Regions from separate parts of the Homo sapiens genome. Here region 1 is linked to region 2. Evidence: chromatin loops called from intact Hi-C (ENCODE). Cell type or tissue: HepG2. All regions are shown on one strand. Each heading gives the region's core, and the rest is flanking DNA. Links, peaks and the distances in the headings are about the cores only. Region 1 overlaps MBNL2 (muscleblind like splicing regulator 2). Region 2 has its middle 69 kb from the start of LINC00456.

The links. A loop is a pair of places that touch in the nucleus more often than their neighbours do. Peaks named below come from ENCODE experiments on the same cell type or tissue, not always from the same donor. Only the 100,000 strongest peaks of a DNase experiment are listed, where the experiment ranks them.
Region 1: it touches region 2 in a loop (15-fold over the local background); 5 of 110 quality-filtered maps call a loop at or near these places.

The regions. Positions count from the first base shown.
Region 1 is chr13:97,251,544-97,267,874 of GRCh38, reverse strand. All of the region lies in intron 1 of MBNL2 (muscleblind like splicing regulator 2), which reads right to left. The region is part of intron 3 of LOC101927385 (a long non-coding RNA gene); the gene reads left to right. Among named protein-coding and RNA genes, the nearest start is that of MBNL2, 37 kb to the right of the region's middle. In HepG2, for the core only: a CTCF peak has its summit at 9,853; DNase peaks (open chromatin) are centred at 7,754, 9,724 and 11,334.
Region 2 is chr13:97,102,420-97,118,750 of GRCh38, reverse strand. No RefSeq gene overlaps it. Among named protein-coding and RNA genes, the nearest start is that of LINC00456, 69 kb to the left of the region's middle. RefSeq lists a silencer at 8,569-8,748. In HepG2, for the core only: a CTCF peak has its summit at 8,659 (motif pointing left); a DNase peak (open chromatin) is centred at 8,730.

The DNA of each region.
Region 1 (16,331 bases), core at 5,229-13,228, 150 kb before region 2:
TGTCCACCTGGAGTTACCTGCAGGCTTTTGAGTTCACTGATTTCCCTAGAAACAATTGTAAGAGTGCTGGCCGGGCTGCCCCCAGCGGCTGTTTCTGATCAATAAAAACAAAACAACAAAACAGCCAGACTCACAGAAAACACCTGAGAGATTTGTTTCAGCTAAGACTTCCTTCTGTGAGAATTAGGAAAGACAATGACCCATAGCCTTCTAGAGGGGGTGGGTGCGGCCTTGTTTTACGGACACTTGCCTGAGAGAGGACCACTTTAAAGGGACTAGTGGCCTGATGACCAGCAGCTCAGCCATCAGAAGGAGCTGCTTTGTAGTGCCCCATCCTCTCCAGAAGGCGTGTGATTTAAGGAATATCCAGGTTCACTGCTTGACTCATCTTTAAAGAAAAGGCAAGACTGAAGTTCGAGAAGAAAGAAACGAGGTTCTGTAGTATTTCCTGAAATGCCAAAGGATGTGCCGTTCAACTGTACAAAATAATCCCAAGCTATTTTTAGGGTCTTTACTTACATGACACTTCATTTTTCAAAATGTATTTAAGAACTCTTCTAAGTGTTAGATTTTCAGAAAGCATTCACTTTTGACTGTATAAAAGAACTTGCCGCTCACATTCTTTTGCAGCTGCTAAGTTATGCAGGGTGAGTCTGGAAAGCCTGGCTTTTCACTCTGCAAGGAGGCGACCTCCCTCCATTCCACGCCTCTCAGACAAGCTGGGGCTGTGGACCCCAGGTGTCTCCTCCGTGCCATTGCTTTCTAGATAGTTTGTACATTTTTTAAGGGAAAAACATCAGTCATGTCCAATGTTGAGACTGAGATTGATCAAAATTTCAGACCACCTTAAGGGAAATAATTCTGCAGCACACAGTTCCTCCAGTTTACTTTCGGGTCATCTATGATATTTTAGCTGCCTGCCAGACATCGGCCTCCTAGGGAGCTGATTAAAGGATCTTTGCAAAACAAGCCTATTTCTGAGTCAGACAGTCAAGAACTCATTATCCATTAAGTAATTTATAGGATGCCTTTAATTCTTTTTATATAAATCTAATTACAAGAAAGAAACCTTGTCTCCTTGACTCTCCTATTTCTAATTTTCGGAATCTCTGAGTTTCCTATTTTTAATTTTTAAATTCTTAAAATATATATTTTTAAAAAATAATGTTTCCTTCCTGTGAGTGGCTCAATGTTGGAGCGTCCCCACTCTATTTCTGGAGACTAATTTAAAATAGCTCTCAATGTGCTCTCTCTGTTGATCGATGACTTGGCCGCATCCTAAGCCTATCAGATGCAGACGCCTGGGCGGAGAGGGCCCTGGAGGAGCTGCCAGCTGAAGGACTGGGGCTGAGAGCCACTTGATCTCCAGAAGGAGGGTGTAAGACTGCCCTGTAATCACAGCCTCGGAGAAGAGGCTCCTAACTGGGGCCTGCCCATAGGAAGCTCAGTGAACCAAGGGAAACACAGATGTGAATGAGATGCAAATGCAAGTGAATAGAGAACTCGATTGACTTCGCAAAGAAAAACATTGAGGCAGGTAGCAAAAGAGATTTCTTTTAATGGTTTTTCTTTTAGATACCTTTAAATTGGTTTTGTTTTAATTAATTAATTAATTTATTTATTTATTTTTCGTGAGATGAAGTCTTGCTCTGTTGCCTAGGCTGGAGTGCAGTGGCACAATCTCGGCTCACTGCAACCTCCGCCTCCCAGGTTCAAGTGATTCTCCTGCCTCGGCCCCCCAAGTAGTTGGGATTACAGGCACCTGCCACCAAGCCTGGCTAATTTTCATATTTTTAGTAGAGAAGGGGCTTCACCATGTTGGCCAGGCTGGTCTCAAACTTCTGACCTCAAGTCATCCACCCACCTCGGCCTCCCAAAGTGCTGGGATTACAAGGGTGAGCCACCGTGCCCGGCCTAATTTATTGAAAATATAAATAAAATGGTGCCTTGAATGTTCTGCTTGGTTGAAGGACAAGACCAGCTTTTCTAACCTGGACTCTACTCTCTCTGCCTCTGAATAGCTGTGTGATGTCACCTGCTCTATCTGAGCTTCATTTTCCTTGTTTTTCTTCAAAGGGATAGTAACACTTAAGCCATAAATACATGCACTGCAACCAAAATATATTTAGTAGTATACTATCAATAATCTCTATGTGGTACCTAATCTGTATCAACATTAGTTCTTGAGACATCCACATGCATGTACACACACACGCACACACAAAAATGACAGGTGGAAATAACTTTTTTACTAAAAGTTATTTTCTCCAAAGTCAACGAAGTATAAGTAAAAGAAAGTAGAAAGGCTCTTTCTCTGAAGGTAGGTACAAGCTATGAAGTCCTGCCTAGCATGTGAGTTGGACACGCCCTTGATAGACTGTCTTCTAAAACTAACTCCAAACTTTCATTCTTTCTAACTAGAGAAAGAACCGTGTCTGACAATGATATCTTCATTTTACATGGTATTTTGTCCTCTGGAACATACTTTCAGATATATTAATATAAGGGAAATAAAACATAGGGTTACCCAAGGCCATTCAATGACTCAGATAAGCCAACCTTTGTTTTATGATAAAAATAACAAAAGGAGAAATTTCCAACTTTTTTTTCATGTATCTTATGTCTTAAAGTACAAGTGAAAAAGTCATAAAATCCAGGGCTCATTTTAACATGCAAAAATTTCCAATCTCTTTTCATTGCCATTTCCAGGAATGGGTAGAGAAAGAAATCACATCCTCAATTCAAAGAGTGAAAATTTCTAAATATATTCTTGAAACTACAGCCAGATGTAATCTATTCAACACGTATTTGTATTCAAATTATGTTTTTCACTGCATCTGTGTTTTCTATCCAAATATTTATAATTCAGTTAGGAGATGCTCTTATTAGAAATAAAAGCAATTGTATTAGAGACCATTGAAAACTGCATTGCACTTACCGGTTTCCTGGATGTCCAGGAACCAATGGCTGTAGCCAGACAGAACAATGATCGATCTGTCAGCTGAAATCTAGCCCTGAATTCCCAGAGAACTCTTTGTTAGAACTTCCATTTCCTTCCCCGGCCATAGCCTTGGGTGGACAGAACCACTTTCAGCTGACCTTTGTCTTTTTCTCTCTCTCCAGTGACCAGCCTAATGGCCATTTCATTGGCCTGTACACCTACCTATAAATACTAATAACCCCTTTTTTGACAAAATGTTTGTAACACAACTTTTATTATCACCAAATGAAAATCATAGTGTAACCAACAGACACACTTTAAAAACAAAATCAATATATTGCCATAACTATAAATACTGTAATTTACATATCAACAGAAAGCTACTTTATACAATAAATAATATGTATTTTAAAATTTTGATGCTAAGGCACAAGCATATTAGAAGACAGAATGAAGTGTCAGAAGCTGTCACCTGTTTGTTTGCAGCACTGTAATGAATGTAACGGGTACAAATGTAGACTGACACAGGTTTGATAAAAGGCATGGCTTATCAAATTGCTGAATAATTTCTGATGAAGTTCCTAACAAGTTAAATAATAATCTTCTCTGCCGGGCACAGTGGCTCAAGCCTGTAATCCCAGCACTTTGGGAGGCCGAGGCGGGTGGATCACAAGGTTAGGAGATGGAGACCATCCTGGCTAACACGGTGAAACTCCATCTCTACTAAAAATACAAAAAATTAGCTGGGCGTGGTGGCGGGAACCTGTAGTCCCAGCTACTCGGGAGGCTGAGGCAGGAGAATGGCATGAGGTCCCGAGCCCCAGCTACTCGGGAGGCAGAGGTTGCAGTGAGTCGAGATTGCATCAGTGCACTCCCGCCTGGGTGACAGAGCGAGACTCCATCTCAAAAAAAAAAAAAAAGAAAAAGAATAATCTTCTCTCAGTTTACACAGTTGTTGCATTCTTGAAAAATTCGATTATACTACAACTGTCTAATAATTAAAAAAATAAAAGTAAGGCTGGGCACAGTGCCTCACACCTGTAATCCGAGCACTTTCGGAGGCCGAGGCGGGCAGATCACCTGAGGTCAGGAGTTCGAGACCATCTTGGCCAACATGATGAAATCCCGTCTCTACTAAAAATACAAAAATTAACTGGGTGTGGTAGTGCACACCTGTAATCCCAGCTACTTGGGAGGCTGAGGCAGAAGAATCACTTGAACCCAGGAGGCAGAGCTTGCAGTGAGCAGAGATAGCACCACCGCACTCCAGCCTGGGTGACAGAGTAAGACTCCGTCTCAATAAATAACAACAGAGGTACAGGCTGGTTCCTCGCTCCAAGGGAGTCACGTCCATTGCAAGACATCAAAATCCTGTACTCCTGTCCATTAAATTCCAGAGATGCCCCCCAGGCATTTGGACAATTTTTTTAAAAATGGTCCTTTAAGTTTCCACCATGTCCCTCAGGGTAGTGTGGTCCTCATTATGAATAGTGACATAGGGGCTTTGTCTGCCTAAGTATCACTAAGTAGGCCCAGGTGTAACACATCAGCATAGTTAGTATAGTAGACAGTGGGGAACACTGGCAGGATCTTGACAAGATTCCCAGCTGGAGGAAGCTCTTTCTGGAAGCACCACCTAGGATACATTAGAATTGAAAAGGTTGGCAGGGGAGGGGAAATTGGTTAAAGGTTACAGCCATGGTAGAGCAGAAAGGTCAAAAATTACACTGCAGTGGTGAGAACAAAACGGAGGTGTTACTGCTGAGGTCAATTCATTAGAAGCAAATTCATCTTTGGGGATTGGGAATGAGGCGTGTAGGAAATAGATGGATCAAAACGGACTTCAAGGTCGAGCGTGGCAGCTCAAGCCTGTAATCCCAGCACTTTGGGAGGCCGAGGCGAGTGGATCACCCGACCTCAGGAGTTCAAGACCAGCCTGGGCAACGTGGTGAAACTACTCTACCAAAAAAATAAAATAAAATAAATTTTAAAAGAAGCAAAAATTAGCTTGGCGTGGTGATGCATGCCTGTAATCCCAGCTACTTGGGAGGCGGAAGCAGGAGAATTGCTTGAACCCAGGAGGCAGAGGTTGCAGTGAGCTGAGATCGTGCCACTGCACTCCAGTCTGGGGACAGAGCGAGATTCTGTCTCAAAAAAAATTATTAAAAAAAAAAGCGAGGGAGGACTTCAAAATGTGGGTCCTGTGTGTGCAGAAGGACATCAAAGCTCTGCCCAGGAGAAAGCAGAAGGCAGCTAGAAACGGGTATAGAAGTGATGGGCATGGATCCAGAGTTGGAGTTCATGGCCATGGAAATGACTGCTAAAACCATGGAATGGCAAAAATAAGAGAGGGAGAAGGGATTTATTTGTATACATCTAGGACAGAAAACAGGAAGGCTTGGACTGGATCAAGAACAGTTTCTTTAGTGATTTGGAGGTGAAAGAAGGAAGAGGAGTAAGGCAAACCACAGAAAAAGAAAGCGACAAAAGATCCTTCCAATAATGCAACAGTGAGGGAGAAAGGTTCAGAGTTTCAAGAGGAGGGAGTAGCGAAAAGCGTCCACTGCCACTGCCACGGAGAGATCAAGGCATGTGGACAATTTGTGGTGGCTAGGTGTCACGAAGGGGAAGTCCCTGCTGGCTTTCAAGGGGGTGGTTTCTGTGACATGACGCTGTTGGAGCTGGGGAAGGAGGCACTCAGTGCCTGGAGAATTTGGAGCACTTGCTGCTGCAAGAACAGTGTGGCGGCAAGGCAGGGATTGCACTCTCTGCTCTGAAGTCAGAGATGCTTTGGTGCCTGCGGGATCCTGAGCAGCTACCCTTTTGGAACCTCAGGTTTGTAAAGAGAGTTTTAAGGGTGCACTCTCTGAAGCCCCTGGGAGGGTGGGAGACCACCTGCTTCTCCCCTGACCCTTCCCACGTTTCTTTCATTTTAATGGAAGGAGAAAAACAGGACAAGAGCTTGGGGAGATGGCAAGGTAGAGGTATGGGCCAGCGTGCGGCCACTGGCCTCAAGAAGGGGGAAGGACAGGGTGGCTGGCTGTCATGGAGGCCCAGCCTCAGCGAGGAAACGAGACACTCATTTCACACTCACAGGACCCACAGAAGGTGGGAAGTGAGGGATGCAGCCTGGCTAGACAGCAGGAAATGAAACCAGGGCAGCTTCAGTCCTGCAGCCTTTATCGTCTCAGTCAAATCAGAGCTGTTTTACCTGCTGCAAAAGTGGTGCTGGGGCCTTCCAGCCAGTGCCTGAAGTGTGGGAAATCTTTGGTGGGCAGTTACAGAAGATGGCAGGGAAAGAGAAAGGCAGGGAATCTCAAGTGGCCCAGGAGGCACAACTTCAGCGAAAGAGCGTTAATTTATTCTGAGATGAATGGTTATGCTGTCTCCATCTACCCTTGGCCAGTGGAAAGCAGAGGCAGAAAAAGGGTGCTGCCAAATTTCAAAGGTCAAGGTCTTGGAGATGGGACAATTTAAAAGAACAAAAAGGCCTGAGGTATGAGGCTAGTACACATGGAGGTGACGGCAGTTGAGGAGGTGGATAAAAGGGCTGTTCTCTCCTGGGTGGAAATTTTATCTGTGATCTTGCAATTTGTTTCTGAGTGTATCGTTAAATTTCTTGATGTGTGTGCATGTGTGTGAGTGTGAACATGCCAAGTGGCAGCAGTGAATGATGTCAGAAGTGGGCATCGCTGATACTCCCCACCAAGAGGGTTTGTATCCATCATGGGCTCAGCACATCATAATCACATGTGCTGTGCACAGGAGGGAAGAGCCGGGGGCTTCCTTTCTATCGGAATGAATAGCTGCAGAGAAGGTGCAGTAAGAATGCACACAGGTATCAAGGAGAAGAAAAAGGCAGGTGCTGGACAGTGTTGGAGGAAGCAGTGTGGGGAGCCAACTGATAGATTACTGGGATGGGGTTAGCATCTTCATTGGCAAGACAACACCCTCGAAGAGCTCAGAACAAACACTTACTGAGAAGTGTTTGAGATAATGTTTTTAAAGGGAAAGAAAATAAAGATGAGAGTGATCCAAGGGTTTATGCCTGGTGGCCTGTGCTAATTTAAAAAAAAAATAAGGAGGTTAGCATATCTGTGGATGGGGAAGGTGGAGAGGAGAAGGAATGGCTGGAACACAGGCAGTTTGGCTGCAAAATCCACCAGGCCTCTGTTTAACCACTCTCTTGTGTGGTTTTATGGCTTCAAATGCACTCTTTTGTACAGTTTTATGGCTTTAAAACCCACTAGACAGTGACATTTGTGTTCTTTCTTTCTCCCCTCCTCCCTCTCTCCGATACCCTACATCTGATCCAATGGCAGATGCCTCTGGATCCACATTCCTAACGGCGCCAGAGTCTGACCACTTCTCACCAGCTGCACTTGGCCCCTGCCTTGGAGCCAGCATTCTCTCTCACAACATGAGTGCAAAGCCTCCTCACCAGTCTACTGATGCCTCTACCCTTGCCGCACTGCAGCCACATCTCAATAAATCATCCTGAGGGACTCTTTGAAAATGTAATCAGATCATGTCACATTTCTGCCCAGGAACCTCCAATGGCTCCCCACCTCACAGAGCGGGACTGTCAAGAGTCTTCTGACGGCCTACACTGACCTCGGTGACTGGCCCCATACTTTCTGACTCCCCCCAACCATCCTGGCCTTTGACTGCTCCTTCAGTAGCCAGGGACATCCTGCCTTAGAGCTTTGACCTCGCTGTTCCCTCTGCTGGGAATACTTTTGTCCCAGATAGTCACATAGCTTGGAGGTCAGCCTATGGGGCAGTCTTTCCTGATGTAATATTGCATCAGTCTTACCTCCTTACTCTGACTCACCGTGCTTTATTTCCCTCCAAAGTCCTTATCATTATTTAACACTCACATGCATACTTGTTTATCTGTGCATTTTCTCTCTCAACCAGACTGTAATGTCTGTAAGGGGATGGTCTGTCTGTATCCTTAACATCTAGGGCAACATTTAACTTTAGAACACAGTGAGCAGTGAATAGATATTTGCTGAGTGAGCAAGTGAATGAATGAGCAAATAAATGAATGAATACGCCACAGAGCTTACAGTCTGTGCCCGCCTTCATGGTTTGCTCTGTTCCATCTTCTCGATGGGATTTGAAATCTTTCTCAACCGCTGTTGTTGCTATTATTTCAGCACGCTAGGACTCCAGTTTCTTAGCTTTAAAACAGAGAGGCCCCAACAATTTCTAGAGCCACTTCTGTCCTTAAAGTTCTGTGATTGTACAGTGATTGGCAAGGCTGATTTAAGGAGAAGTGTATTTTTAGGAACTCTTCTGGAAATCTTACCAGCTCGGCTGAGTTTGGCCTAGATTTGTCAGCAGGCCTTTTGAGCCGTGGGATCTAAAAGGAGCATCTGAATCGGGGGAAGGGGGACATGCATGGAGCCCATTTTCTTCCTGCTCCCAAGTCCAGAACCAAGGAGGGAGCACAAAAGGGGATTCAGGGAGGGTGAAAAGGTGGCAGGTTCTGCCTGTAGCACTCAGCGCCTTGAGGAGTCGGTGCAGGGGTGAAGAGGACTGGGGAGGTAGATTTGGAATGCTTATGCCCCGGACTGTGAAAAGGACAAAAGCTGGGGGACTTGGTGCCCCAGAGGTTTTATTCTTCTTCTTTACATGTTCTCTTCTCCTAGCACAGAATATATAGAGAATGCCACTGTGCACCAAGACTTCACCAGCACACCCAAGCCCAGTCTTCATGATGTGGTGGTGGGAGATACTGCGGTCCTGGACCTAGAAAAGGGTCTCTAACTTGAATGGGGGCAGTGCTGGGTCCTGAAGGCCATCAGCAGAAAAGATTGCTCAGAGTCTGAGAAGATGTGAACATGATTCTCATTAAGGCTAAGCTCCAAGAGGCCCCATTCCTTGGCTCTGGTATTCTCTCACAAGGAAAGACTGCATTTTTGAGTCACATGAACCTTCAGCATTGCATACTCTGGGGGTTAACATATCTCGAAGTCAGGCCAGAGAGAGCAGGCCTTCCTCTGGCCTGGGGGGTTAACATATGTCTGAACTCAGGTCACAGAGAGCAGGCCTTCCTCTGGCCTGAGCCCTTGAGGCAGTGGCCACAGGTCTCCTTCCTAAGATCTGTGATCTGGCTATTGATCCTATGCCGGAGATAATCTACCAGAAAGAGCCATCCAGTTGTCCAAACTCTTTCCACATCCAGCCCCATCCCACTATTTTTGCAGAAACCAATTATTCTAGCACAGAACCTGATATGGGATATGTGGCTTGGAGGATCCAAGGGTTCAGAAGACCTCAGAAGGACACAGAATGCTAGTCACTTACTTGAACACTGTGGGAAAGATAGCAGCAGGATCTCACACACAGGTGATGGGGTTTTATTAATATTTAACAAAATATAATTTCCACTATTTGACTTCAGCAGAAAAAGCAGAACCCAGTAATCTAGGAACAGGAAGAGGGTAATTTATTAAAACAAGATTTTGTTTTGTTGTTATTACTTTCATCCTAGAAGTAAAAAAGAAAGAAAGAAAGAAAGTACTGCCATACTTCTAAAAATCGCCATCGATGAGCAATGACTCAAACCACAAGTATGAAGTAGCCTACAGAAATGAATGAGTCAACAATTCCTCTTATCTTTCAGGAAATTAAGCTAACTGCTAGGTATTGAAATCAACAACAAATATTTACTGTGTTTAAAGCCTCCAGTTCAGAGGAATTAAAAAAAAAAAACCCTGGCAACAAAGCATATCTTCTGTAAAAATGTGACACCACGAGTTATTAGGTAATGTTATTGCTAAATGCATCAGGCAGGACTCATGAAATCCTGCATCCTACCGCCCCTTCCTTTACTTGGGAACAGATCCTTCTGTTTCCTCTCCTCCCAGACGGGGGGCGCTCCTCAGAGGCTCGTCACTATTGGGCTCTGCTTCCCTGCCGTCACCAGTTGTCATCATTTCTAAGCAAGGTCACCCTGTGCTGTGTCTCCATGGTAACAACAGGCCACCACTTTGAGGAGTGCAACAGAGAAATGGGGAGAAAGGCGAAATCACAGTCACTGATCTGCCCTTGGGCGCGAGCAACTTCTGAGATGCACACGTGGTTCTTCACATTTTATGGAAGGGGAAGCTGAGGAATGGGCCAGTGCCCCCCTAAATCCTGTGAATGGAGGAGTGAAATGTAAAATCTGAGGAGCACACCCTGCACAGGCGCCTGTGCTCATGATTTACATGGAGCTCCCTGGGCCATTCCAACAAGAACCCAGGGTGACTGAAACAAACGAGGTAGAGGGTGTGTGCTTTGGCATCATAAAGATGAACCAAGAAATCTTGAGACATCGACTTTGGTGTACTAAACACTGTCCTGTTAGCTGTATCTTTTGGGTATTTTCTCAGTTATGCAATTCTTATTTACATGGAAGTAGTTTTGCTCTCCCAGGTCCACTGGCCTGTGGACTCCATGCAGTTCCGTCATTCCCTTCTGCCAATTGCATTTCTTTCAAAAACATATCCATTTCCCTGTAAGTGTTTTTTAAGAGGCATACTGCTGAGTAGGAAAATTAATAACCTGGCCTAACCTGTGATACCACCCTCAAGACAAGCTCTCAAGTTACTTGTTCATTATTTTCCAAAACGATTTTATCATCTGAGTTCCTACGTGCAGGCTTCAATTGCTCTTCTCCTGCTCCTTGTTCCTTAAACTGGTCTGACCTCCTTCTCTAAGAGAACCAATGACTTTGAATCAAACCCAACCTGACAAGATAAAATGAGGAAGAAAAAAAAAAAAAAGGTAGGGTCTGAATAATACCTTTTACTGGTATGCAGATTATCACAGGGTTACCTATTCATGCTCTCTGCATATTCCAATCACCAAAAGGCATGCATGAAAAAGCAAATTGGCCATGCAGTAATGCTTTCCGATTTAAAGTATTATTTTGCCAATACAGTCTCTTTTTAACTAACGATGAAATAAATGCAAAACAATTTTTATGATTACAATGAAACCCTCTGTATGTGCAGATGTGAATGATGTTCTGCTTACTGAAATGTGTCTTGTTGGTGGTAATCAAAATGACTTACTTAGCATTTAACGAAAGTGTGCCTCTAAATGAGAAATGATTGCTTACTTGAATCCACACTGCTAAGAATCAAAAGAAACAGCTTATACAACCCTATACCCTCGGGCAAGCCAATGAACTCAAAACTTCAGTTTCCTCCTCTCTACCAGGTTGTCCTGAGATTCTATCTACATACTGTCTATGGAAGATTTGGAGGACTTAAAACAGAACACTCGTATAAGGCATTATCATTCCTGGAGGTCTTACCAAGCCATGGTAAGAAGATTGCAACATTACTCATGGAAATTTTGGTTAAGGCCACTCTGATAACCTGCAGCATTTGGCGGAGATATTCCTGTCTGCTTCACTTTTTCCAGTACGAATGACTCATCAGCAGCAAATATTTATTACGTCTGACTATGAGTTCTTTACTATGCTGGTTGCTATAACCAATTTCCCAGCAAGCCTACTAACAGGCATTCCAAGGTTCCACCCAGCTTCACAAATAGTAGTTCCAATATTTAAAAAAAAAAATTGATTAAAAAAAATCCATGTCCCAAGCTGGCAGTTTTTTTTTTTACTTAAAGTCAATAAATTTTTATTCAAGGAATTTCACATGTCATGATTCTTTCCACTGCCCATCAAGGTCACCTTAGTTTCTCTAAAGAACTGGAGTCAAAATTTATCTTCAAAAGATTTATCTGTTAGTCCTTTTTAATTGAACTGATGTTTAATCCAACTGTTCTGTCAGCCTTGCAATAATTTTTTTTATTTTGTCTTCTTTTATCTCCTTTTAAATATGGATATACTGATAAAAGTTCAAAATTCTCCACCAAGAATCTTTCAGATCTAATTTCTTCAACCAATTTGCTTCAGAGTCATTTGTAGAGTAGGTGAATCTGCCTAGTTCTCAATTTGACACTCTCTCTAAACATGAATAAGTTCAAACCATATCCATTCCTAAACGATCATGCTCACAGTTATCTATCTTAGCTGATGCTTTTGGCTTCCCCAGTGGTTTTCTTTAGAAAGGGAAGCACTTTAGTTACCAAGAGTGAGTGGATGTGCAAGTCAGTAGGTAGATTATGGATGCTTCACGGATAATTGGCTCAGCCCTCCCCTTCCTGTGTTATATCTAAACACAGCACATGAGGTCCTAAACAGTTTCTTGAATAAAAGATCAACCAGCTTTCCTATTTGCAAAGTGGGAAAATGTAAAAAGTGAAGGCTCTCTGAAATACATTTGGCTGCCATCTACGGGTAGCCTCATTGCCTAATTGTTTATTTGAAAATGGGTAAGTCTGGGAGTTAGAAGGATTGAGTGTTAGTTCCTGCACAGTCACATGCTAGCTGGGAGATTTAGAGTAAGTCACAATTCCTGTCCAGTCCTCAGTCTACCCAATCCTAAAAGACGACTCTGGACCAAGCTGCAGTCTTCATACTCAGACGTGAGTGGCTACGTGGCCCAAGGAAAACATAGTGCAGTCTAGGAAAGCATTCATTTTACTTAAAAACTTGATGAGGGTTAAACAGAAAAGTCAAATAATTGAAGTGGTATGCAATTTAAAATGTGTTTTTTATATTAGAGCAAAGATATACAATAGAGTAGAAGGAAAGATTTAGAAGACTTTTTTAGATAATTAAGCAGATTTCTTCTGTCAGTTCTTCTAACTCTGCTCTGCTCTAAGGGTGCTTCAGTGGAAAAACTTGAGATAGTGAACAGCAGGGTCTCCAAGGTGCTTTCTACCTTGGACATGCCAAGAATCATGTTTCCTGCCTCGCAGTTGGAGGGATCCTTAGGGAGCTGCTTGTGACTCATTGGGGTTTGGTTTGTTAACCCTGCAGCAGAAGCACAGGTTCATTAAGGTTGATGATTTCATCTGAATCACTCACCCTTGTTGGAGAAGAAAATAATACTTCTCCACATCTAAATGCCTGAAATGGTCATGATGTATGCTCTGGCTTTAGTGTCACCTTTGCGGCTGGAAATACTGATTTATTTGCTTGAAATCAGGGCCACCCAAGAGTACCTGGGCTGTTCCTGCTGCTGAAAAGTAGCATCTATTGGGTTTCAGTCGTGTTTGCTCATATTTGACAAGACTCAATCTTGCCTTGAGAAATCCATCACATTGACCGTTTTTGTTAAAAATTTATGCTATAGCTGAAAATACTACAGTAATTAAAAAGCAAATTTGGAAGTTTAGAGGGTCTCATATCCCTACGATCCCTATGATCCCATATAAAAGAGAGGCGGGGGGAACAGTGGAGGGGTGGGTAGGTTTAGGGTCAAAAGAAGTCAACGCAGAAGTTAAAATCAGATGTTTAGATTTCTAAAAATTTCTGAATAGAGGCAAATGCCTTTCAGTGGACATTTTAGAGACAGAGGAAGTTAATAACACTGGATTTTGTTTAAATTGAAACTTTCACAGTCAAAATTTTCATGAGCTATTTTCAGAATATTGATAAATACTTTTCAATCATAATGCATCAAAATCCCTTATCATGCTTCAAAAATTGAAAATAATTATATTTTAGATTTTTATGTGTAAGTTATAGTTTATTTTTCAAAGAGAAAGAAATATTAACATTTCACATTTGGAAACTATTCAGTGTTATAACATTTTAATCTAAATATCTAAATGCTTCTTACTCAGCAGCATTTAATAGTTAAAATTTTACATATTTTAAAAATTTGCATTGGGCTGGGCATGGTGGCTTATGCCTGTAATCCCAGCACTTTGGAAGGCCGAGGGAGGCAGATCACCTGAGGTCAGTTCAAGACAAGCCTGGCCACCATGGCGAAACCCTGTCTCTACTAAATATACAAAAATTAGTTGGGCATGGTGGTGCGTGACTGTAATCCCAGCTATTTGGAAGGCTGAGGCAGGAGAATCGCTTGAACCCAGGAGGCGGAGGTTGCAGTGAGCGAAGATCATGCCACTGTACTGGGCAACAGAGTGAGACTCTGTCTCAAAAACAAATAAATAAAAATTGTATTGAAAATTCCTAAAAAAAAAAATTCAGCACATTCCTGGAATGTAAATGCCCAAAGAACATTACACAATATAACATTGTATTGTAATAAGTATTAATAAGAACTTATTAATACGTATTAATAAATTAATACGTATTAATAAATACAATGTTACTGTCTCAAATGAGAAGTTTTGTGTATTGCTATTTTACAAAGAGAATTAACTAAAGAATTTTTTATATGAGTGATAAAACTAGTAAATTTGAAACATGTTTAATTTTCCTGCATTCTTCCCAACTTTCCTCATCTGAGAAACCTTGATAAGAATACAAGAAACTGGAGAGGGCTTTGGTAATGAATGAAAAGGATCCACAAGTGATATTTGTTTTTACTCACCTGCCACAGGTGTGTCTATCTCAAAGGATCAAATTTTAACTCAGGAGCGTATAATTAGAATATAATAAGAACTTAATAAGTATATACATTTTCACTTGATATCATCTATTCAAGCCATGAACATTTGGGGCACAATTATATGAGCAGAACTATGCATCCCTAATAAGGCTAGGATGAGATTCTGTAGGGTTGGGACTATACTTTTTCATTTCTTTGCTTCAAGCACAGAGTTTAATAAATATTTGTTCAGTAGATAAATGGATATATGGATGGATAGATGAAACAAAGCAAACCAAGTTGGTTATCTTTATTTTAAATGTATATATCAATTTGTATTTTCTATGCCAGCAGGAAACTGATGTGTAATTAGTCTTAAATGTACTATCCTGAACTTTGTTTTTAATATCATAAAACTGATATTTATGAGATGCTTGAGTGTCTCAGATTTCAGTTAGCAAGATGAAAAATCTGCTGCTGGTTGCTATAATTAGTTTAAAATTCCCAGTGGGAAACTCATATTCACAACAAGATGTAAAATAGAGAGAGACCTCTGTCACTAACCATTTATTTTTGAGAATTTTCAGAAAAGAAGCTGTTCGAAATTTTCAAAAAGTCAAGAAATGGTGCAGCCAATGCATTAACATGTAACAGTAATATATGGCATAGCTACTGGAAAAGAGGAGAAAATGTTATCATTATCTTCAGATGATATGATTATATAGCCAGAAAATTCAAGAGAATTAAATTTAGTTCTCACAAGGAAAAAGTGAGTTCAGTTAAGTTGCCAGAAATGAGATAACTAAATAAAATTAAATGGAACCAATAATTTTCTTGTTTTCTAGCAATAATCAAGTAGAATATATAATAGAAAAATATTTCATTTATAATAACTTTATAAAAATAAGACAGCTTGAAATAATGCTAACTGAAAATGTATTGGACAAGCAAAAAAATTAACAAAATTTACTTAGAGATGTAAAATAATATTTGAATATAATTGAAAGATATTTGTAGATTCTTGTCATCTAAAAATATTAGTTCTTACTAAATTAATTTGTAGATTTAATCCTATTTTAATAAAACCTCAAAGGGATTTTTTATTGTTGGGGAGGCTGTATGGGTATGGGGAAGAACCTGAAAAATGATTGTGGCATATCTCTGGAAGCAACAGCAGATGAGGACAGAACATAAATTCCTGAAAAGAATCACAATTTATGGGATTGGCTTTGGTATATCTGGATACATGTACTATTAATCTAAAACAATTAAAACAATTTGTTATTATGGAAAGAATAGACAGAAAAATCAATGAAATTTACTAATAATTTCTTGAAAGAGATCCCAGTATATATAAGAATTGAGGATACGGCCGGGCGCGGTGGCTCACGCCTGTAATCCCAGCACTTTGGGAGGCCGAGGCGGGTGGATCATGAGGTCAGGAGATCGAGACCATCCTGGCTAACAAGGTGAAACCCCGTCTCTACTAAAAATACAAAAAATTAGCCGGGCGCGGTGGCGGGCGCCTGTAGTCCCAGCTACTCGGGAGGCTGAGGCAGGAGAATGGCGTGAACCCGGGAAGCGGAGCTTGCAGTGAGCCGAGATTGCGCCACTGCAGTCCGCAGTCCGGCCTGGGCGACGGAGCGAGACTCCGTCTCAAAAAAAAAAAAAAAAAAAAAAAAAAAGAATTGAGGATACAAGATAATAAATATCACACATGGAGAAAGGATGCCTTATTCTTCAGTAAGTATTGTTTGAAAAGTTAAGGAAAATAAAGAATAAATTTATTTATAAACTCAACTTGCTCTATTCACCAATCGATTCACCAATTGATCTAATTAAAAATATAATCCACAAAGGGAAAAAGAATCTTTCATGGATAATAGACATACAAGTCCTTCTAACAATACAAAACAATGCAAAGAAGAATAACAACAACAAAAATAAATCTTTAAACACTTCAGTGCGTGTTTACT
Region 2 (16,331 bases), core at 4,569-12,568:
AGTCCCTAAACCTGACTGTTGCTGCCACAGGAACAATACTTCTGTCTCCTTCTCTTCTACCTCTGAATTTCACTTAAGATCTTCCTATTCACAGAATTGAAGGAGGCTTCTGGGAAATGTAGTTCCCAGGCTTCGAAGCCCCTGTGATCCAGAACACAGAAAGGGGGAAAGAGATAATCTGGCACAAGGCCTAAGTGAAAAACAATATCCCGAGTGGAGGTAAAGATGTGATACTAAAATAACTCCCAGAAATGGGTCAGATTGAAACAGGAATTTGGTAAGGCTGGGGCGTGGGATGAACACTGAGGAACAAAGTCCAGTAGATCCTGTGGAGGCAGCAGATGCTACGTAAGTGCTTGGAAGGACAGATTGAAGAGCAGGTGAGACCATGTTGGGTAAGACAAGCAAGATGGGGTGTATGGTGTGTGCAGTGCTACTACCTCCAAGAGCGACATGATCCACTTTATGTTCTAGAACTTTCATTAAAGCATGGGGTATAAATGAAAGGCATATAGCACAATTGTCTGGGAGGCAGGATTGCCAGTTAAAAGGAAGCTTCTATAGTCGTCCAGCCATTTAACTGATAGTTATTGAAAATGTCCTATGAATAAAACATTCTTCCAGACTAGGAAAAAATTAAAGTAGCCTGAATTAGAGCAATAGTATTGGAGCTAGAAAGAAAGAGAAATGTGAAAGGAAATTGAAAAAGAAGTTGATAGAACTTGACAACTGAATGGAGAGCAGGTAGAGAGGAGTCCAAATGGGACTCACTAACCTGTGGTCTGGGTAACCTTGAGTAACAACTGCTCATTGAGATGTGGAGCATGGAATACAACTTGAACTTGTGTGGTTCTGTTTTGGATAGGTTCTGTGTGAAGCCCGTTAGGATGTATAAATGGAGAAGTCCAGCAACAATGGAGATGTGGGGCAGATTGGTCTTCTGCATTCCTGACGGACCAACACAGCTGGCCACACATGCAAATGGAAGTAACAATGACCTACAGGTGTGATTCTGGAGGCGCTGATAAGGGCCATCCATCTAGAGAAGTTGTTTCCTCATTCTATGCCCTAAACCAGTTTGATGTCTGAAATCCAACTATTAGCACTTCACACTGTTAGCATAAAGTTAAAGCCTATTAAGCTTTTGCATGTGAGTACCTCCCTACAGCGTGGGAGACTGGAAAGGCCACTTAACTCACACTTAGCCTGAAGACAGTCCCAAACATTGATATGTCCCAGTTAACAACTGCTCTCAGAGTTAAGAACATGGCCTTGAATAACTGGGACAAGAAGAATCTTTGGATCCTACATAAAGCAGCGATGGGTCAGAGAGATATCAAGGGTTCATAGACTGGGAAAACCTTCCTGCAACTCTGTCTTCTGTCTTTCTTTATAGGCCCCCTTCCTGCTTTATAATTTTTACTTTATTTCTCTATTAATAACTTGATTGTTGAAGCCTCAGGAAATTCCAAGGCTATTTCTCCCATCAAAATGAAAGAAATGCATTAAATGGTGCATTCCCATTAAACTATGATTTACATTATATGTAATGTATATTACATATACATTAATATAGATTAATAAAAATGGAAGCACTCTGTTGGAGGGGAAATATACTAAAAAATCTTTTAGGGCTATCTGAATTAACATGAAATAATACCAAACACAGAGAGAGAAAACAAGAGAGAGAGAAAGGTATTGACTGAGAAAAAAAGCAGGACTGGAAACCTGCAGCCAGCTAAGTGGTGTGACTCATAGCTCTCAGTTTTTGGTAGACAGCTGAAGCCAGAGAACATTCAGAGCTGTAGACAAACACTTAAATTAGGTGTCCTGGTAGAGCAAGGGCTCCCACTGTAACTGCCTGTCCTGCAGTGCATATAAGGTCATCATTGTTATGTTGATTAATGAAGCTCCTGAGAACCCCTCCTGGCCGAAAACAATGGGTGTTACAAATGGTTCCAAGTAAATCCACAAGATTGTTCATTTCAACTATGCCAAAGAGTTCAACACAACAATCATGGGTCAAGAGCTATGTCATATACGCCACAGAATTCGGGATTGTTTCAAGTCATCAATGAGTGGAGGAAAATACCCTAAAGTGGTGATTCCTAGTGTTCTCCCTGGTTCTAGGAAAGTGTAGGGCCCAGAACCTTCCCCAATTTCCCAACCAGGCTGCTGTTGCATTTATGTACTTCACTTATTTATATGAACATTAAGACTTTTGTCCAAAAACAGATTGGAAACCACTGGCTGAAAGAATTGGCACACCTGACAGATGTTAGTTGGAAACAAGGTACAGGAAGAAAACACGAAAAAAGATGGACAGCCACGTTCCCGTGAAGAAGGGTTTACTTCAGTGGTGTGCTAGAGCCAGCTTGCACCAGCTCACAAGAACCAACTGGGCACATCTCCCCACAGTCCGGCATTCACTGACTCCAGTTTGGTAGTTTATTGTTGACCATGGTGGGAGTTTTTACACCATAGAAATTGTCAGATGTGGCCGGGCACGGTGGCTCACACTTGTAATCCCGGCACTTTGGGAGGCCAAGAAGGGCAGATCACCTGAGGTTGGAAGTTTGAGACCAGCCTGACCAACATGGAGAAACCCCATCTCTACAAAAAATACAAAATCAGCCAGGCGTGGTGGTGCATGCCTGTAATCCCAGCTATTCAGGAGGCTGAGGCAGGAGAATCACTTGAACCCAGGAGGCGGAGGTCGTCGTGAGCCGAGATTGTGCCATTGTACTCCAGCCTGGGCAACAAGAGAGAAACTCCATCAAAAAAAAGAAAAAGAAAAAGAGAGAGAGAGATAAAGACAGAAAGACAAAGAAAGAAAGAAAGAAAGAAAGAAAGAAAGAAAGAAAGAAAGAAAGAAAGAAAGAAAGAAAGAAAGAAACACAGACAGAAAGAAAGAAAGGAAAGAGAAATCGCCAGTTGCCACAAATCAGGGCTTTTCTTCTTTTGCTGCCCCCCCCTCAATACCCCTGACAGTCAGTTATAAAACATTTATCAGCATACCACTGGGACTGAATCCAAAAATAACTTGGCCAGCAAAACAGCCAAAGCCCTGTGAAGCTCTGACCAATGGCCTTCTAGGCACAGTCAAGTTAGGGATAGCGTGGAAGTTTGTAGAATCTGGAAAAGGGGAAGGAGTTCTTTTTGGGAAACACAGCTTTGTTATGCAGTCAGACAAGGCTATAGACAAGGGACCTACCAGTCAATATGCTAAGGAGGGTGTGGTAGGTACCACTCACATGGACAGGGAAACTTTTCTCATTTGATCAGGGAGTCCAAATAGACGAATAAGGTGGGTGAGTCGAGAAAGCTGGGATTCAGAAGGGCATATATACAGGGCACTCTGACAGCTAACCTCTGCTTCCTCCCAAGTCTAGACAAAAGCAAATCAGACTTCCACGAGGCATTCCTTAGACATCACAGAGCACTTTCCTTGAGCAAGGCTCAGCAGACCCTGGGTGGGGTAACTGAGGGAGGCAGCTGCAGTTCCTTCTGAGAGACGCTGGATGGATGCCGTCTGTCTCTGATGTCGGAGGCTCCTGCCTGGCCAGTGCAGATTGCGGAATCTCTTCTCTCCCTTCCTGGGTTCCAGGATTCCTCTGACAAGACATTTTATTAGCCCTAACGTGGCTTCCAGCAGGAAGGAAGAAGGGCAGAAACTGTTAAACACAAGAATAGGAAAGGTCCTGGAAAACTCATGGAAGGGGAAACTTGGTTCCGCTTTAAGGGAGAAGTTGTTTAAAGGAGTCTGGGGATAGCCCTGCCCTTGCCTGAAAAGGCCTCTTTGTAGGTCCCTCTGAGCCATGCATGTTTAAGATGTAGGGAAATCAGCTCAGAGGATCGACACACACAGCCCCCTGAAGCCATGGAGTGAGCTCCTCATTTTAAGCAGCTGCCTGGCAATTGTGTGTCATTGTCCTGGGGCAGTCGAGCATGAGAGTAGGGGTGACAGTGCTTGTTCATCTCAATCCTGCAACCCAAGTTCAAAGGGAATGTCTTCCCAAAGAAGGCTGAGTGTCTGCAGAGGGCGGCACACTCCGCTGATGGCTTAATCTGGAAGAGTAAATTTTGCTTCCACAAGAAAAATGGACTTATTTAGAAAAAGGTTAGGCGTACATGTGGGTAGCTTTAGGAGCCGATATTCCTAAGACTTAACAAGGGAGTAAGGCAGGGACCCTGACCCACCAGAACAGTTGCTGGCCTCAGATCTAGGGGCTGGGGTGGGGGTATTGCAGGCTCCTGGAGAACCCCATGCTGTGCCAGCCTTAACCCTTTGACAGTGGGTTGTGGGGACCCCCTAGGGTCCTGGGGTTGGAGTGAGGGTGGCCGGGCACTAAGAGGACACTGTGCGCTAGAGCAGCACCAATGCAGAGGGAAATGTCTCAGTATTTTAATGAGTCAACCCATACCTGTGGACATTCCCTGCCTACATGGACCAAGGGGAAAAACTTCCCACTCTGCCCCGTGCTTCAGTTCATAACCTTGCTAATCATGTATCTGACCTTGTGAGCTGAAGAACAGGAATCTGGATTTAAATTTCTCAAATACATGTTTGATTTCAAGTAGGTTCTTTATTTTCATCTCTCTCTTAACCTCTTCCATTTTTTGAAGAACACCCTTTGATGTCACTCCGATGACGTTTATTAATTATCTTCTCCAAACCTGCTACGACACAAGAAACTTTAGTCACAGTACTGATTCACACTCAATGTTCTATGTTTAGCAACTATCTGAGAAGGATCTGAGTCTGCATTTAGCCCTAAATAGCTACAAATAAGGGAGTAGCAGCAGCATCCCTTCAAAAGCCTTTTTTAGGAAGTGCTGTGCCAGGGGTGGGATGACATGCCAGGAGCTACAGGTGAGGAGAGCCGCTCTCAGCCAACAGGAAACCAAGGTAGCGGCTGATGAAAGCAACAGAGTTGTGTACTACAGAGCAGCATCCCCCCTTCCTCGAGACAGGTTGTAAGGAAACACTGCAGCATGTTTATCTGTCTGCCCAGCCCTATTTAGTGAAAAATGATTGCTCTTTGCCTCTTGTTACCATGCTCAGATGATACTATGGCAACCAGGCTGCACAAAAGGGGAAGGGGGGGCTGACGCTGCTTAGCAACTTGAAGATTTTTAAAAGGCAAGTACTCATTGCAACAGCAACAGTTTTTAAAATGCCAGTTTTCAGGAGAGAAAAGAGAAGAACATTAGAGAAAGCAAATGGAGATGACACAGTAGAGGAAAAGAAAGAAAGGAGAAAGAAAGAGAAAGAAAGAAAGAGAGAGAAAGAGAAAGAAAGAGCGAGAAAGAGAGAGAGAGGGAGGAAGGGAGGGAGGTGGGGAGGGAGAGAGAGAGAAAGAAAGAAAGAGAAAAGAAAAGAAAAGAAAGAGAGTCATCTGCATGTCACCTTTTCAAAGCTCTTTTTTGTACATCCTCACAGAACTCACGGGAGCTTGGCTGGGTCTCTGTTCACTGGTGGGGAAACTGAGGCTCACAGGGTGAGTGGCGTGCTCAGGGTTTGTCAGCGAGTCGGGGGCAAGTCTGGGACTAATATGCAGGCAGCCCAGTTCCAAATCCCACACTCTTTTTACAGCTTCATGCTTTGAAAAAAAAAGTAACCAGGAAATCTGAGGAAGGGAAAAAATAAAATCACACGAAACTGCCAATGGTGTGAAAAGGATGGGCATCTGTTTCAGGTAGAAACTCAGCAAAAAGCACAAAAATACATTTGAATGTATTTTCAGAATTAAGTTGAAACGACAAGGTGTTTTCTATGTGATTCATTCATTCATTCACTCATTCAGTCATTCAGGGCAAAAAAAAAGGTGGCACAGACAGTATTAAATTCCAGCATTCCTTGAATGAGCAGGAGGTTGCCTGTTTCTGGAACGTATAGGATCTGGAGGAATTCCTGGGCACTGGAAGGATTCAATGCTGAGGGGATGGAAGAAGAGAAGTGGAGAAAGGAGGGGAGGGGGAAAGTCTTGCCCTGGTTTAGGAAGAAACTGTCTTGAGTAGGATAAACATCCATCGAGATAAATGACCACATCATTTCAACCAAGACTATGTAAACCAAAGACGGTTCAGGTTCCAGTCTGCATTCCTCACTGGCTGATATTACATTTCTCAGCTCCTCTGCCACTCCAGCCTTCCACCCTTGGAAGCAAAATGCTAGATGGCTTACAAAACAGAGCTCGAACATGGAGCGACTACGGCGCTGAGCTTGTCTGGAGGGCCCAACAACAGGCAACGACAACACTAAGGAAACATCCTATGTCAGGCTAACGGGCGTTCTCTGAGGCAGAACTTGATAGAATGGGTTTCTGTAGATTGTGCCCTTTCTTTAATTAACTCAGTATTTAAGAGATGCCATTCAAGTCAGACCAAAGGTCTAAATCAGAACTGACCTTTCTGAAGCTGGCACAAGTTTTGTCTTTGTTTTGGGCTCTATGAAGGGTGAGGGGATGGAGGAGCCCAGGGGTGAGAATAAGCCAGTGGGTGGAGTTTCCCGCTGCTTAGCGGCTCCTTGAGGGGCCCATTCCATAGACATACACAGAGGGCCTCCTGCATGCCTCCCATGTGGGTCTCCTCACGCTCCTTCTCTCTGCCCCCCTGCACTGAAAGGACTCTGCAGGGCCCAGAACTTCAGGCTTCCTCATCTTGGTGCCTGCCTCCCGGGAGAAGCCACGGCTGCCTTCCTGATTGATAACACAGCGCTGACAAGACAAGTGCTGCTTTGGGTTCCAGTGGTCACAACCAAGCTATTCTTATGCTCCCCTCCTCATTGTTTCCACTCGTTCCTAATTGCACTTACGCAGAGGGCTCCAGAAGCAGTAAACAGACGGCCTTCTCCTATACTCACAATTAGCTAGAAGAATCCAGGTCAAGCTTTTCCAACCTGCAGCCCATGGGTGGCATGTGGCCCAGGACAGCTTTGAATGCAGCCCAACACAAATACTTAAACTTTCTTAAAACATTATGAGTTTGTTTTATTTTTTTAACATGTCAGCTATTGTTAGTGTTAGTGTATTTTATGTGTAGTTCAAAACAATTCTTCCTCTTCCAGTGTGGCCCAGGGAAGCCAAAAGATTGGACACCCCTGGTATGTGGTCTGTGATGCTCCCAACTAAGCAGATGTCATCTAGCATTAGTTTTAAGGCGTCAGGCCAGGTGTAGTGGCTCACACCTTGAGCCCAGGGGGGTTTCAAGGCTACAGTGAACTATGATGGCACCACTGCACTCCAGCCAGGACATCAGAGCAAGACCCTGTCTGTAAGGCGGGGGGAGCGGGGGAGCCAAACTAAGGGTGGGGCATTGTGGGGACTGCTCTTACTTCTAACACAATAACTATGAAATGAGTGAACTTCTGGGTTCTAGTCCTAATTGTGCCATCAGCTCTCGCATTCTTCACCTCCACCTCCATCCCCACTACATGCCCCAACCATACTGAATTTCATAAGAGCCCCAAATATACATCCCCACCTCCATTTGCACTGTCCCTCAATGTGTGAAGAGCCACTTACTACCTCACAGAGCAGAGCGCTCTATCTCTGACCCGGGCAGTTAATAATTACAACTTTCAAATTTCCTATCTTATTCGATGGGGAAAAGCCAACAGCAGTCACCCAGTGGGGGCTAGAGAACAACATTCCCATCTTAGGAGTCATAAGAATCAGAGAGAAGAAGTTTCGCCAAGTCCCTCCAGCTTCAACTCACCTGGCAACTAGTAACAAGCTAGTAAGGTTTAGGAGAAGGCCCGACTCCAAATCCCCTGTTCATTACAGGATTTGGAAATCTCGTTTTCTTGTGGCTTATGTTAATTAAACTTAAACCTATCTTTTAGAGCAAAACAAAACAAATACACTTACTCTTTCAAATATTGGCCTTCCAAATATTTGAATGGAGCTCCTGGGTGCCCTCCAGGGCTGCGCATCTCACACTTTAAAGTGTGTGGATAAGTCACCTGGGGGCTTGTGAAACTGCAGATTGGGATCCAGCAGTTCTGGGAGGGAGCGGGTGTAACAGACCCTGTCTACACTGCAGGAAACCCAGCCTCTACCTCCTCCCAAACCACTTTCAGAGGTCAAAAAAATTATGCAGTCTTTCGAATTAAATTGAAGACTTGCCACCTCCTTTTTATTTCATGTTCCCAGGCACTTACAAAAGTACCTGACTTACCTCAAGCACCGAATAAATCCTGTCGAATATGTCTGACAGAAGGAGGCAGAAACGGTCAAATTAAATACCTCCCCTTCCTCATCCCAGCCCCTTCCTTGGTTTAGAAAGGGCATCTGCTTCTGCCACGTCACTAAACTTATCTGAATATCGCCGTCATCATCTGTAAATTGGGAATAAAAATGACTCCTTTTGGGGCACTGGAGACATCAAACTGCGAGAAGACCATAAGCGTGGAAATGCTTAGCAAATGTCATGAGCGCCCCTCAAGTAAACCAGAACCAAACAAAGCAAAAACTAAAAAAAAATATGGACACATGGCAGTTGCCAAAACACTGTGTACTCACTTAAGTGAGGCAGGAAAAATGCTTCTACCGAAAAGAACACGGTGCAGGAAGAGCTCATTAGGCCTTCCCGAAGGGAACGCAGTAGCTTGCTGCTCGCCCGCAGGGCCGTGGGACCGCGCCGGGCGTCCTTTGCCGCCCTCTGCTGGACGGAACCCCCCACCCGCGCCCGCGTGTCTGGTCACAGCGCGCCGGCAGCGCCCAGGGGACCTGCGTCCTCAGCCAGCCGGTTATGTAACACCAGACTGCATCCAGAGCAGGCTTGCGAAGAGGAAATCACTGAGTTCATGACGCATCGATTCAAGCTGATAAGAGGAGGGGAGGGCAAGAAAATATTGTGTCTTTCCAACGTTCGAGGTGCTAATGAATTTAATCTGCAGAGGAGCCCTAAAAAGCAAGGAGGGTCATTCTTGTTTTGTGGCGGAGCAAAGTGAGGCTCAGGGGGGACTGGATAAATTACCGAGGGGAACATGGCTTACTGAGTGGCCCGACCAGGTTTTGAATTAGGGCCATTTTGATTACAGATACCAGGTTTCTATACCTGAGTCTGCCGTTAATTAGCTATGGGAGCGGGACCCACCCACTTAGCCGTGTGGGGTCCTGGTGTTCTTTGTTTGCGGAGAGAGGGGTTGATGGAGGTGACCCTGAAGGTTCATTTCAGCTCTCACATTCTGAGCCAAGCCTTTTTTTTTTTTTTTCATGTGCCGTTGTTGTGTAGAAATAAATTGTTGGATAATCCCCCCGCCCACCCCCGGCGGTGGAACCACACATTTCTCATCAAGCAAGACAGCACCAAGCATGCCAGGGGCCCTGCCAAAGGCTACCTGGCTTCCATCCTCTCCAAAATGATCTACAGGCTTAGAGCTGTGGTCTCTGAACAAACTTTCATGTTTTAAAGATCCTACCATGGGTGAAATATATCAAAGGGTCAGCCTTGCCTGCCCAAGATACGTCATTTATGTTGCAGAGAAAGGAATATTACAAATTAAGCATGTTTATCCTATGCTCATCAGGGTCCAGGAGAGAGAGATGCACATTTGTACATTCTCCAGGGTGAGTCCCTGAGGTTCCACTTAATGAGCTGGTGGGGTCATTTATCCCTTATTAAGCAGACTAACTCTCAATCTGAACCTTCCCTCAAAAAGTTTTAGTTTGATTCCTCTCTGATATAAAGAGAGTGGACACTTTAGTCTTGTCTAGTCTGGATACTGACTTACAACATGCTTCTGCTTCATTGGAAACTTCAGCTCAGGAAATACTTTAAGGTTCCCCCTCTCCACCTCTTGTGGGGCTATGAAGCATCTCTCCCTCTCAATTTAACTGGAAATTTCAAAGTTTAAAAATGCACACACTGGAAAGCACCGTAGACATTATATGATATAATTCTCTTATTTTATGGCTGTCAATCAGGGCTATTTGTTCACTAAGGACATTTCTCTAGAAACAATAAAAAGATGACTGAGCATCTTCTCCCAGACTTTGGATGGTACCTTACATGCATTGGCAGGAAGCCACAAAGAAAGCTGAGTCAGCGCAGAATCAGGGCAGCCAACAGAAAGTTAGGATTCAGCCTGTTTATCACATTCGCCAGCTAAAAAAAGTCAGGTCTAGGGCCAAAAATACATGAGCCCCTTTCCCAGAGCTCTTCCCCTAGAAAAATATCACACCTTGAGAGCTACTCTGGTCTCATGGAAACACCATACCTCGCATTACCTAAGAAGGCCCAAGCGACGTCCATCTCTAAAAAGATGATAAAATACCCATCAAGCCTCCTTAGTCAGAGGCAGCCACGTTGCAGCCAGAGACCGAATCTGGCAGGGTTTCCAGACTTATAGTACACGCCAAGCATAATTTAATGTGAGTATGATAAACAGTGATGGATCACTGACAGTCTGCGATGCTGTCAGGGCAAGGGTTCCCCACCATTCTGATATTGCAGCAAGATACCAGGAGGCCAGCTCCATCCCCCGAATGCTGTCATGCTAGCCCAGAGAAAACTCCTATTCCTATTCACTTCAAAATAATAACAATAATAATCATTTCTCTTTATTTTTGGTCCCCTTCACCATTTTCTCTGTTAACTTAGAACCTCTGTGGTTTGACTTTTATATCATACCATCCAGAGAAGAAACTATGTAAGAATCAAGTTGGGCCAACAGGCAGTGTTTCTTCTTCAGCTGAGGAATGTGCAGCCCCCGAGGGCTTGGGCAGGAGAGGACAGGAGGGATTGTCACGAAGTCCCAGGATGAACTTGGCCCATGTTCCAGGAGCACTTTTTTTTTTTTTTTTTTTCTGATACAGAGTTTCCCTCTTGTCACCCAGACTGGAGTGCAATGGCACAAGCTAAGCTCACTGCAACCTCTGCCTCCCAGGTTCAAGCGATCCTCCCGCCTCAGTCTCCCAAGTAGCTGGAATTACAGGCGCCCGCCACCATGCCCAGCTAGTTTTTGTATTTTTAGTAGAGATGGGGTTTCACCATGTTGGCCAAGCTGGTCTCGAACCCCTGACCTCAGGTGATCCACCTGCCTTGGCATCCCAAAGTGCTGGGATTACAGGCGTGAGCCACTGCACCTGGCCCCAGGAGCACATTTATAACTCACAGCTTTTGGGGGGTGAGGAAGGGAGAGATGACACAGAAATATTATGAAGTAGCAAGTAAATTTTGCATGGGTTTTTAGGATGAAACACAATATTCTAAAATGTTGTTTAATTTTTTTAACATTTCCTTTACATTTTAAACAAAATTTCTTGTTTGTACCTGGTTGCTTCAAGCTTTGGCCTCTAACCTCTTGGGGGCCCACATATGGAAAATATAAGATTAGATATTATGATAGTTAATATTGAGTGTTAACTTGACTGAAGGATGCAAAGTAGTGTTCCCGAGTGTGTCTGTGAGGGCGTTGCCAAAGGAGATTAACATTTGAGTCACTGGACTGGGAAAGGCAGACCCATCCTCAACCTAGGTGGGCACCATCTAATCAGCTTCCAGCAAGGCTAGAATATAAGCTGGCAGAAGAACGTGGGAAGACTAGACTGGCTTAGTTTTCTGGCCTACATCTTTCTCTCGTGCTGGATACTTCTTGCCCTCGAACATCGAACTCCAAGTTCTTCAGCTTTGGGGCTGAAACTGGCTTCCTTGCTCCTCAGCTTGCAGATGGCCTACTGTGGGACCTCACCTTGTGACGGTGTGAGTCAATACTCCCTGATAAATTCCCCTTTATATATACAGCTATCCTATTAGTTCTGTCCCTCTAGAGAACCCTAATACAGATATTTAATCCTACCTATTTTTTTGCCTTGGAAAGATAGTTACTACTACTACCACTTCTACTTCTACTACTAATTACTATTCTTACCACAATTACCACTACAAATTCTACCACTAAATTTCCTGTTAAATTGTCTGAGAGTCATACTACTACTACTACTATGTGCTCCCTTTCTCTCCTGTTTTAAAAATCGGAAAAGACCCCAGTCTCCAGAGAGACAGGACCACTGCTAGGTTCTGCAGAGCCTGAAAATACAGTGCTTTCCTTGACTTCCCGCCTAAAGAAATATCTATTTAAGAAGTACTAATGGCTAAAAATAGTAAGAAATAATAACAACACAGAGTATTTGCTGACATGGTGGCCATCAGTGTTCTCAAGCTTGTGCAAACTCACCCCAGATGCCCCACGCTAACATTCACAGGACATGCTGGGGCACATAGACGAGGCTGTACGTGGCCAGTGGCCTTGGCATGGGGGTCCAGCTACCCCAGGCATCTCCTTTCTTCAATAAGGAATTCAGTAAGTATTTGTTGAATGAATGAATCATGTTCTTTTCCAGTTAAAAGCAGACTGAGAGCATCGAATCTATTGGAAACACCAGCAAGTGCCATCACCGGACCCAGAGGAGAAAGTAGCAGACCCCTGTGTCATGAGTGTCACATTCTGACCTCTATAGATAAAGGCTCCTTCATTTATAGAGGTCTGAATCCAGGCTTCTCCCCTCTTCTCCTCCGGCACCACCCTAGGAACTGAAGGGACCAACACCACACATGTGACCTATCTGTGGCACTCCAGGGGTGATTCGGTTTGGCTCTGTGTCCCCATCCAAATCTCATCTCGAACCTGTAATCCCCACAAGTCCAGGGATGGGCCTGGTGGGAGGTGATCGGATCATGGAGGCAGTTTCCCCCATGCTGTTCTCATGATGGTGAGTGAGTTCTCATGAGCTCTGATGGTTTTATGAAGGGTTCTTCCCACTTCACTCACCGCTCTCTCTTTCCTGCCGCCATGTGAAGAAGGTGCTTACTTCCCCTTCACCTTCCACCATGATGGTAAGTTTCCTGAGGCCTCCCTGCCACACATAACTGTGAGTCAATTAAACCTCTTTCCTTTGTAAATTATACAGCCTTGGGCAGTTCTTTATAGCCATGTGAAAACAAACTAATACAAGGATTAAGATTTAATTTAGCCTATTTATGGCAATAAACCATTTGGACAGTTTTTCATTTATGAAAACAGAAAACTTCTCTTTGGTCTAATTAGTCCCAGATGTGAAGGAGTGTTTATTTATGGAGGTCTGAATGTGACACTCATGACACAGGGGTCTGCTATTTTCTCCTCTGGGTTCTGTGAGGGCACTTGCTGGTCTTTCCAATAGATTTGATGCCCTCATTCTGTTTTAACTGGAAAAGAACATCGTTCAGTCATTCAACAAATAGTTACTGAATTCCTACCAGGTGGTATGCACTCTGCTAGGCACTGAGGATATAACGATGAACAACCACCGTCAGGTTCCCGCCCACCATGGAACTTTCCATCTAGGAAGGAAGGCAGATAAACCAGCAAATGCAATGCAGCTCAACCAAGTGAAATAGAGCCTGATGCATGGCACCCAAGAGCAGATTTTAGGCCAGACCTTGGGAACTGGAAGAGACCTCAGGAGGAAGTGAAGGGTCTAAGCTGGGAGCTGAGGCAGACCCATCAGATGCTGGTGATGGAGACAGGGTTGCAGGCAGGGGCAGCAGAAACTGGAAACCACTGGGTAATGCTGGACAGTGGAATATTGGGAAGGTCATGGAGAGAGATGAGCCTGGAGTTCCAGCAAGGGTGGCTGAGATACAGTAAAAAAAAAAAAAAAAAAAAAAAAAAAAAAATATATATATATATATATATATATATATATGTATATATATGTAATAGGTCCTTGTCCCCAGTTCCTGGCACAGAGCTCCTGAAACTCTTTTAATTTTCTGAGAGATAGAGGTGAGAAGAACTATTTTTGTTATTTACAATAAGCCCCTTTATCTGAGTTTAATATGTTAATGAGATGGCTGGTGGCTGGGGTCCCTAAATGGCTTCAGGATGGGGCCTGGTTGCCAGAGGAGCCAACAACAGTCTTTGCAGGTTGGCACTTTCAGCCCCACCTCCTGAGCTCCAGGGAACGGAGATGGGTGGGGGATTGAGTTAATCGCTCATGGGCAATGATTTAGTCAGTCAAGCCATGTAATGGAACCTCTGTAAAAACCCTAAACAACAGAGTCCAGAGAGCATCCAGGTTGGTGAACACACGGAGGTGCTGGGAGGGTGCCATGCCCTGAGAGGTCATGGAAGCTCTGCACCCCTCCCTCATCTCTGGCTCTAGGTGGCACTTCCATTTGGCTGTTCCTGAGTTGTATCCTTTATAATAAACAGGTAAATGTGAGTAAAGTGTTTCCCTGGGTTTTGTGAGCCACTCTAGCAAAATTTGAAGCCTGAGGAGGGAGTTGTGAGCAGCCTCTGACTTTGTAGCTGGTTGGTCAGGAGCATGGGTGGCTTAGACTTGGAATCGGCATCTGAAGCATGGTCGGGGGTTAGGGAGTAGGCAGTCTCATGGGACCAAGCCCTTTACCTGTGGGGCCTGTGCTAACTCCAGGTAGTTAGTATCAGAGTTGAACTGAGTTGTAGGACACCTAGTTGGTGTCCAGAGAGTTGGAGAATTGATTGGTGTGAGGAAAAACTTCACACCTTTGGTGTCAAAAGTACTGTGAATAAAAACAATTCAGAAGTGGGAATTCAAATCTGCATTGCCAGTGACATCCCATCCCAGAGGAGCTGGCACATCACCACCTCAGGGTTGGTCCTCATCGTTTTTGGCTGAATAGGTCAGGCCCACTCTCCACTGTCACAATAACTTATGATCTGATGTAATTAGGGGCTGTCATATAGACGCACTCTCCTTTGCTGGGGGTGTAAGAATTTGTGTGATAAAACATAAAGCTGCTGGTAGCTGTTTTCCTGGCATCCAGTTTTCTCCTAATAAGATATAAGCAAGTATATTAGTCTGTTTTCATGCTGCTGATAAAGACATACCCAAGATTGGGCAATTTACAAAAGAAAGAGGTTTAACGGACCCACAGTTCCACATGGCTGAGGAGGCCTCACAATCATGGTGGAAGGTGAAAGGCACGTCTTACATGGTGGCAGACAAGAGAAGGGAGTTTGTGCAGGGAAACTCCCCTTTATAAAACCATCAGATCTCATGAGAACTATTCACTATCAGAAGAATAGCATGGGAAAGACCTGCCCCCATGATTCAATTATCTCCCACCCAGTGGCTCCTACAACACGTGGGAATTGTGGGCTACAATTCAAAAAGAGATTTGGGTAGGGACACAGCCAAACCATATCAGTGAGTCTCTGGCCTCCCAGCCCTATCCGAGGCTAGACCCAGGGGAGGGAGAGATGTCAGCTACCCACCCTGGAATGGGCCTCAGAGGAAGCAGAGCACCCAGACAGGGCCAGGTTGCTCCCATGTTCGCTTCTCGCTGCATTCTTACATCTTCATGAGCTCAACAACTTTTATTACCGATACAGTTTGGTTATTTGTTTCCTCCAAATCTCATGCTGAAATGGGATCCCTGATGTTGGAGGTGGGGCCTAGTGGGAGGTGTTTGGGTCATGGGGGTGGATCTGTCATGAATGGTTTTGTGTTGTCCTTATGGTGATGAGTGAGTTTTCTGAGCGATCTCATTGTTAAAGACAGCCTGACACCTCCTGCTTTCTCTCTTCCTTTCTCTCTCATCATGTGATGCCAGCTACCCTTCACTTTCTGCCATGAGTGAAAGCTTTCTGAGGCCTCAGTGCAGAGGCTGAGGCCATGCTTGTACAGCCTGCAGAATCATAAGCCCAACAGACCTCTTTTCTTTATAAATTATCTTACCTCAAGTATTACTCTGTAGCAATACAAAAATGGACTAATACAATCACAGTATGTGTATGTATGTGTGTGATGGGAGCGGGTTGGGGGGGCGCGGAGAGAGAGAGAGAAAGAGAGAGAGAGAGACTTTCTGTGTTGGGAATTATTGGGATGACAAGAATCCCAAGAGGCCTGAACATTCCTGCTTACCTATATCAGGTATGAGCCCAAGAAACAAAGGCAGAGAGCTGAAGATTAAAGAGAAAAAGTACAATTTGAATCAGAGCAGGATGGCATGCACAAAGCCATTATGTCATTCCTGGAGTCAGTGCTGTGGCCTGTCCCCTATCCCATGCTGGGGAAGCCATGATCAGGATTCTCTCTAAACTCAACTTTCTCACAGCCAGCACTCACTTATGAATGTTGATTCCCCTGTCCTTCCTTTCCTTCTGGCCTTCAACAAATATTTTTTGAGAATGTTCTATGCATCAGATACTATGTTAAGAGCTGGAGATAACCCCATACACAGCTGTGGGAGTTTCAGTGATGCAGCTACTGTGGAGAAGAGTCTGATAGTTCCTTAAAAGGTCAAACACAGAGTTGTCATACAATCTGGCAATTCCACTCCCAGATATACATCCAAGA